2 separate regions of the Homo sapiens genome follow, and region 2 is linked to region 1. Evidence: read pairs that join two places in POLR2A ChIA-PET (ENCODE). Cell type or tissue: OCI-LY7. All regions are shown on one strand.

What was found. ChIA-PET counts read pairs that join two places held together with the same protein. Peaks named below come from ENCODE experiments on the same cell type or tissue, not always from the same donor. Only the 100,000 strongest peaks of a DNase experiment are listed, where the experiment ranks them.
Region 2: POLR2A ChIA-PET joins it to region 1 with 5 read pairs; 3 of 35 experiments call an interaction of 5 or more read pairs at or near these places.

The regions. Positions count from the first base shown.
Region 1 is chr5:112,682,616-112,686,615 of GRCh38, forward strand. It overlaps LOC102467216 (a long non-coding RNA gene), which reads right to left and starts at 273. Exons shown (of 3, transcript NR_104673.1): 1 at 229-273. In OCI-LY7, no CTCF peak of the experiment used is centred here; DNase peaks (open chromatin) are centred at 1,696 and 2,186.
Region 2 is chr5:112,789,455-112,793,454 of GRCh38, forward strand. It overlaps APC (APC regulator of Wnt signaling pathway), which reads left to right. Exons shown (of 16, transcript NM_000038.6): 7 at 2,992-3,075. Among named protein-coding and RNA genes, the nearest start is that of APC, 54 kb to the left of the region's middle. In OCI-LY7, no CTCF peak of the experiment used is centred here; no DNase peak of the experiment used is centred here.

The sequences.
Region 1 (4,000 bases):
TTATTCTCACTGATCTTTATCTAGCTCACTAAATGGCAGAGACTAGCCACCATGGCCACTCCATTTAGGGCATGACTAAGTTATCAAATGACTATTGCTTATTAGTAACTCATACTGGGTGACTAGAATCCTAGCTAGATTTTTCCTTCTGACCACTAGGCTGCTTGGGTTGCTATAACAAAATACCACAGACTGGATGACTTAAACAACAGAAATTTATTTACTTACAGCTCTGGAGACTGGAAGTTCAAGATTAAGGTGCCAGTCGATTTGATTTATGGCGAGAGCTCTTTTCCTGGCTTGCAGAGAGCTGCCTTCTCATTGCGTGCTCCTGTAACCTCTCCTTACTTAGTCTGTGTGCTTGCAGAGAGACCTGATGTGTCTTCCTCTTCTTATAAGGGCTCCAACCTTATTGGGTTAGGGCCCCACCTTTATGACCTCATTTAACCTTTATTGCCTCCTAAAAGACCTATGCAAATCCTCACATTGGGAGTTAGGGTTTCAACATGTGAATCTGCGGGGGACGGAAATCATTCCATAGCAGTCCCTTAACTGGGGAATGAATAAATAAATTCTGGTGCATCCCTACAATGACATAATAATCAGCAGTAAAAAAAGGAAGAAACTGTTAAAACACAAAAGAACATGGATAGATTTCAAATATGTTATGCTACGTGAAAAAAACCAGATTAAAAGGGCTACATATTGTATGAGACTATTTATATGACATTGCCTGAAAAAGGTAACCCTAGGGGAACAGAAAACAGATCAGTTGTTGCTAGGGATTGGGGAAGGGTTTAACCAGAAGGGATATGGATAATATCTGATATTACCCTGATATAAGTAAAAATGTTTTGATGTGATGAAAACTGCTCCATATCTTGACTATGGTGGTGGTTACATGACTACACATGTTTGTCAACACTTGCAAGACTGTACACTAAAAGGGTAAAATTTACTACACCTAAATTATATTTCATATTTAAAATAGGAAAGAACCCACCTGTTCCGTGTCCTATATTCTACTGGCTAGTCATCACATTATGTCTGGTAATGATATAACCGTTCTTCCCTACCAAGGTTTTTTCTTTTCTTCTTTCTAAATTAAACAGAGCCTTCCAGGAAAAGTTAATGTCTTAATAAAGCAGTGAATCTCAATGAAAGTTTGGGGAAAGATTTTTTCCATTGGGTTGGGATGTCCTTTGTATAATCCCACAAACCAATGTCACTTACTAAGTCTCCAAGCCCATGAACTAATAATATTGCTAAAAAGGGTAAAATAGAAATCTTTAGAAACAGAGCCCTGAGCTTTCTTCCTTTGAGCCAGCTTTTTAAAAGAATGGACAAAGACATCAAAGGGATCCACAGAGCATGAACCCAACCTTCTCTGTCCTATAGCAACACTTGCTCAGGGCAGGAGAGCTAGGTTTCCTTTCCTCTGCTGATGTCCTCCTCCAGGTCTCCTCTACTCTCTTCATTTTCCTGCCATCTCCCTGGTGTCCACACAGCAGCCAAATATCATTTCTACCATGTTTTGTCATTGACTAAAAGAAAAATGAGCAAAGCCCTTTGTTATAACAACATCAGAAATTTTTTAAAATCCCACCAAGCAAATGAAAGCCACAATCCGTATTAGAACCTGTCTCAGAGGAAACAAGTAGCACAGCATTGATAGGCTGTCAGTTAGAGGATGTGGGAAATGGGCAGGCAAATTTTCTAACACATTATTCCCTAGGGAGTTTCTCCATTTATTTGATAAGCTGTAAACTTTGCTTAAAATAGTTTTGTGGAATCTTCAAAACAAGAAGTTTTGCAGAGGTCAACTTGTCCAGGATGACAACAAACACAACTTTGCTTCAAAATAAAATCATCCACCCTTTTTTCACCTATTAGATTTCTCTCACCACAGTATGCAAATAGTCAGCTTTGCACACTGTGGAATGATGGGTGGGAGTCTGTTACCCAAACAGTTTCCAAGCTGGGGAATTCATTTGAAAATTAGATGGGGCTGGAAGAGGGGATGTGCATATGGGCACAGTTGTTGGAGGAACTGTGGACCTCTGTTCTGCCCCAAGAACCCAAGCCTCAAGACTTTACTGTGAGTCTGAGGACTGTGTGTGTTGGGGCTGGCCTGCACAGGAAGAAAGCTAAGCTATTATTAAGAATAGCTCTGCAAGATAGTTAGGATTCAGACTTGTCTGTCCACGCTTGCTGCTCAATCTCTGCAGCTGCAGAAAGCAGCCCTGCATTGTCTTTGTCAGATCTGGGCGCCCAATGAAACCCAGGAAACCATCCATTCCTCCCCACCCCTCTCAGCTAGTCACTCATGCCCTATTTTTAGGATTCCTTAGCAACTGAGCGGCCTGTTATTCCATAACTAATATTCTGCATTCCTGATCCCATTACTACGCTTACCACCCCACCAAATACATGCTGTATCATCATCTGCAAATTCTTTCAGGGACAGGAAAAGCACAATCATCAGGAGCTGTTCTTTGCCTCATCACTCCTGGATGCAGGAAATTCTTCCTAGCTCACCCTAAACTCCTTCTGATGAAGTCGAATCCTATTACTATCTCTCCATCTTTACTAGAGATGAGAATAGCCAAGCAACATTCTTTTTATAAAAAGCTTTCACTTTATTTATTAAAAACAAGAAGGGTGAGCTGAGTGTGATAGCTCACACCTGTAATCCCAGCACTTTGGGAGGCTGAGGCAGGAGGATCGCTGGAGCCAAGGAGTTCAAGACCAGCCTGGGAAACATAGCCAGACTGCCCCTCTCAAAAATAAATAAATAAAAATTAAAATTAATTTTCTGTATTTGAAAAAGCCAGAGGACAAGAGAGCTGCATCTTTCCCACTATGGCCCCAGTATGGAAAGTAGGGGGAGAATTTATATTCTGAGTCCCTTGGCCTAAGGAATTCTGCCATTTTCATTGTAAACCACAGAAGCATTTGTGCTACTGTTGTAAGATGTTGTAACATAAGGAGGTGGGGGAAAATACTCTGCTTTTTTCAACTCTGGATCATTTTTAATTATTCAGTCTTGGCAGGTCTACTTCTCACCATTATTCCTCTTACTAACAACTTGTTTCTAGTCTTAGCTTGGTGGGAATGTTTGACTGTGTGATATATTTTGGGAAAATCAGCTAGAGTCATTGAATGTACAAATGAAGAAGCTCATTTTATAGATATATAAATTAATTTAACTTAGTGCTATCCTTTAAAAAACTAGTCTATTTTCCACAAGAAAATCCAAGTTTAAATGTATCATATTTATTACAAACGCTCTTTTCTGACAAAAAAGATACTATTTTTCTTTTACCATGAGAACTTGATCATAGCCAATGATGCTACAATGAGCTTTCAACAAACACCAACGTACTTTCAAGTCAGAGCAGTATGGGTTCTAGAATCACTGACATAACTTTGCTTCTGTTTTCCTATGGTAGCTGATATGCTCCACTGAAGAATTTGTCTTTGGTAGAGCCTGAAGCAGAGCATTCTTTTGGGACAGGCCCTTCATTTTCTTGCCAACTATTTGCAGCTTTGGCTGTTCAGTGCAGAGCTCATATCACTCTGGTATTAAATGGAATGATGTAAGTAATTTGCATTACTATGAGCTCTAAACTCTTCGGCCCATGGGTTCTAAACTCTTTTGATATATATTAGAATATATCTTGTCTTAACATTAACTTCAGCCAAATAAACCAAAAAAGAAAATAAAGAAAGTTATCATGGGATTCTGGGAAGGTTAGACACACTGGTTGGCTCAAAGAATCTCCTTCCTTTTACCTAGAATATTACATATGTCCTAACAACCCAGTGAAGTAGGTCACTATTATGACTAATGCCCCTGAAGTTAAGGTATGTGCAGATTTCACACTGCACTCTACAATTTTGCCATAAGAATCTGTCTTTTAGACATTGTCATCTGCTCTTCAGAAATACTATGGGTAAATGTATTCCAATAGTTTCATCTACATTAATATACTTTTTC
Region 2 (4,000 bases), 110 kb after region 1:
ACCATCCACCTCACTGGACATCAAGACATAGACATGACCTCAGTATTTAGTGAGATACTGGCAATATGGAAATGTAGTGTAAAACGGAGAGGAGTGGGAGATATAATTTCCTATTTTCATCCTCTAAATATTAAAAATTTTTATTTAGGCCTATATTGATGGAAGGGAGCTAATTATATAGAAACTGATTATATAGAAAAGGAGGAAACAATCAAATTTAGAAATCCAGTAATTTTATGTAGCTTGGCTATTTCTCTAAAGCTAGGAAGTACTTGCCACCTGGTTATGGAAATGATCACTCATCTTTGCAATATCTTTAGAAAACTAGCAAAAGTACAGGTACTTCTTCAGATGGTTTTCATACTGTGAATTGGACATGGTAAGATTTGTTACTTAAAGAATATTTTTTTTTTTTTCTATTTTTTTGAGACAGTCTGGCTCTGTCTCCCAGGCTGGAGGGCAGTGGCACGATATCGCTCACTGCAACCTCCGCCTCCCAGGCTCAAGCCATCCTCCCTCCTCAGCTTCCCAAGTCACTGGGACTACAGGCGTATGCCCTCATGCCTGGCTAATTTTTGTATTTTTTGTAGAGACGGGGTTTCACCATGTTCCCTAGGCTGGTCTCAAACTCCTGAGCTTAAGCAGTCTGCCCACCTTGGCCTCCCAGTGTGCCGGGATTACAGGCCTGAGCCACGGTGCCTGGCCTGAGAATATTTTTTTACCTTAAGTTTACTACTTTCAGAATCATGATAGAGACTCAGCTTAGTTATATTGTTAAAAAGAAAGAAAAGAGGGAGAAAATTAAGATAGATTAATTTGGGACTGTGAGCACAGCTTCTTGTTTTATTTGGGTTTTTTTTGGGGGGTGGGGGTTGTTTTTGTTTTTGTTTTGAGACGGAGTCTCACTCTCGCCCAGGCTGGAGTGCTGTAGCATGATCTCAGCTCACTGCAACCTCTGCCTCCTGGGTTCGAGCGATTCTCCTGCCTTAGCCTCCCGAGTAGCTGGGATTACAGGCACGCGTCACCCATGCCTGGCTAATTTCTTTTTGTATTTTTAGTAGAGACGGGGTTTCACTGTGTTGGCCAGAGTGGTCTCAATCTTCTGACCTAGTGATCCATCTGCCTCGGCCTCCTGAAGTGCTGGGATTGCAGGCGTGAGCCACCGTGCCCGGCAGCGAACACAACTTGAGTTTTCTGTTCTTTGTTTATCATAAGACTGGATGATAGCAGTAAACATTTTTACTATGGTAGTAAGAAAAGCATGAAGGCATTGTATTTAAGTAAAACTAGATGTGATCAAAGAGTAAGTTTTATAACTGCATGTATTTAAAGCTAATTGCCATAGTACTTTTATTATTTATCTGTTGGGGGTGATATTTGTTCCGAAATATTTTATTGATGGAGAACATAACTGAAAAATGTTTGGAAATACTCCATCTAGCTTCTAACACACACACACCCCTTATTGAAACAGTTTACTTTTATAATATAATTTTTGATTTCTCAATATTAGGATGTCAATAACTATAGAATTATTACAGAAAATGGTACAACATTGTCAGTACTTGTTTTTAAAACATATGTGTTTGATTTGTCATAAACTAGCTTTATGAGACATTTGCAAAGTCTTTATTCATAAGTGAGTTGTTTTTTCCACTTCCACTAGTATTCATAAAAGTTAAAATGAAGTCTAGCTTAAAAAACACACACACACACACACAATATATTCCCCACATTGTTTCCATTCCATGTGGTTCAATCTGTAGTTACTGCTTTGTGACCAGTTGATGGTCTCCATATAGTGGAAAAGCAAAAGCTCTATCCTCTTTATGATCCTAGTGTTGGAGAAAAAATAATGTTTAGCCACAGTTAGGTACTTGGAAAGGCTGAAAAATACTACTAACTTATGACAGAAGTAACTTTGGGGAAGAGTTGGGCCTACTGTTTAAACCAGGGGTCCCCAGCCCCCAGGCCACGAGCAAGCATTACCACCTGAGCCCTGCCTCCTGCCACCATCAGTGGCTGCATTAGGAGCATGAACCCGCTTGTGAACTGCACATGTGAGGGATCTAGGTTGCGGGCTCCTTATGAGAATCTTATCTAATGCCTGAGGACCTGAGGTGGAGCAGTTTTATCCTGAGACTTCCCCTGCCCCAGTCAGTAGACAAATTTCTTCCACGAAACCAGTCCCTGGTGCCAAAAAGGTTGGGGACCCTGATATTTATTAAAACAAATCAGATGTTCTTTCCCTTTACTGGTATACTATGTTTATATAAATTTATTATATTGTATTAATGTCTCGATTAATATAAAAGATTAAATGCAGGTGTAATTTTCTCTTTGTTGAAATATTTTTTGAGAATAAATTTTCACAATGTGTATTGTGTCAATTTTCATAATTCATGCAACATACAATTTGATATATGACTTGTATTTCCAGTTTTACTAAGCAGATCTAGACATCTGTTGAATAAAGTCCAGTGTATTACAAAAAATTGAACTGACCCAGGGCCGGGCACAGTGGCTCACGCCTGTAAGCCCACAGCACTTTGGGAAGCCGAGGCAGGCGGATCACAAGGTCAGGACTTCGAGACCAGCCTGGCCAGTATGGTGAAACCCCATCGCTACTAAAAATACAAAAATTAGCTGGGCGTGGTGGTGCGCGCCTGTAGTCCCAGCTACTCGGGAGCCTGAGGCAAAAGAATCACTTGAACCCGGAAGGCGGAGGTTGCGGTGAGCTGAGATTATGCCACTGCACTCCAGCCAGGGCAACAGAGCGAGACTCTGTCTCGAAAAAAAAAGAAAAAAAGAAAAGAAAAATTGAACTGACCCCAATTTGTTATTAAAGGGTGAATATATTTATATGTCTAGCTTTTTAAATGAGAATGATTTGACATAACCCTGAGCTTTTAAGTGGTAGCCATAGTATGATTATTTCTATTAATATTATTAATAAAAACATAACTAATTAGGTTTCTTGTTTTATTTTAGCGAAGAATAGCCAGAATTCAGCAAATCGAAAAGGACATACTTCGTATACGACAGCTTTTACAGTCCCAAGCAACAGAAGCAGAGGTTAGTAAATTGCCTTTCTTGTTTGTGGGTATAAAAATAGGTAGTTATTCTGAGAAAAGAAAACATGTATAATTTAATGTGACACCATTGAAATATAGATGTTCTTTCAGAGAATTTAAATACCGTAATTTTTTTCGTGAAATTAAATTATCAAAGATTTGGACTATTTTGATTTTATCTAACTTTTAGGCAGTTAAAATTTATAAAACTGTAAATATAGATACCTTACTTTAGCTGTCAGTTTACATATAATCAAATAGTTAACTTAATTTGGCTACTATCCAGTAAGTAAACTTTTTTATAGATAATCCATAGTAAGAATTGATAATACACATTTACCTGTGTTTACTCCAGAAACCCCATTAAAGTGATAGTAAAAGGATACAATGAAAGAGGCATTAAGACCAGGGAAGGTGACCACAGTAAAATCCGTGGAGCTGGAAAGCAGGTAAACAAGTGATAACATTCTAGCATATCAGAGAGGGTTGACCCATAAGGCAGCAATAGGAATGAAAAGTCATGAAGCAACTAGATACCTCTGGGTGTGAGAGTAAAAAAGGGTTAAAAGCAGGAAGATATTTGAAAATCTGTTAAGAAGCAGATGGACTTTCCAGAACCTCCCTACAACCCTGTACAGCTAGGTGACTGCTCCTTTCCAATCCCAGCAAAAGATGAGAGCTTTCTCCTCTGAAGAGGTGGAGAGGGTAAACAAAGGGTCTTTGGTTAGGGGTCAACCTTGTTTAATTGAACGTGAGGGTATCATACGAAACACTGAATTACATGAAAATTTACCTACTGAATGCTGAAACCCCCACTGGCATCCAGGCTTATAATCTCCAGGCAAGTTTCTGGAAGGAACTTCTATAAGGAATGTGACTAACCCTGATTCTGCTGAGAGAACATTAAAAAGGGAGAAAAAAAATCA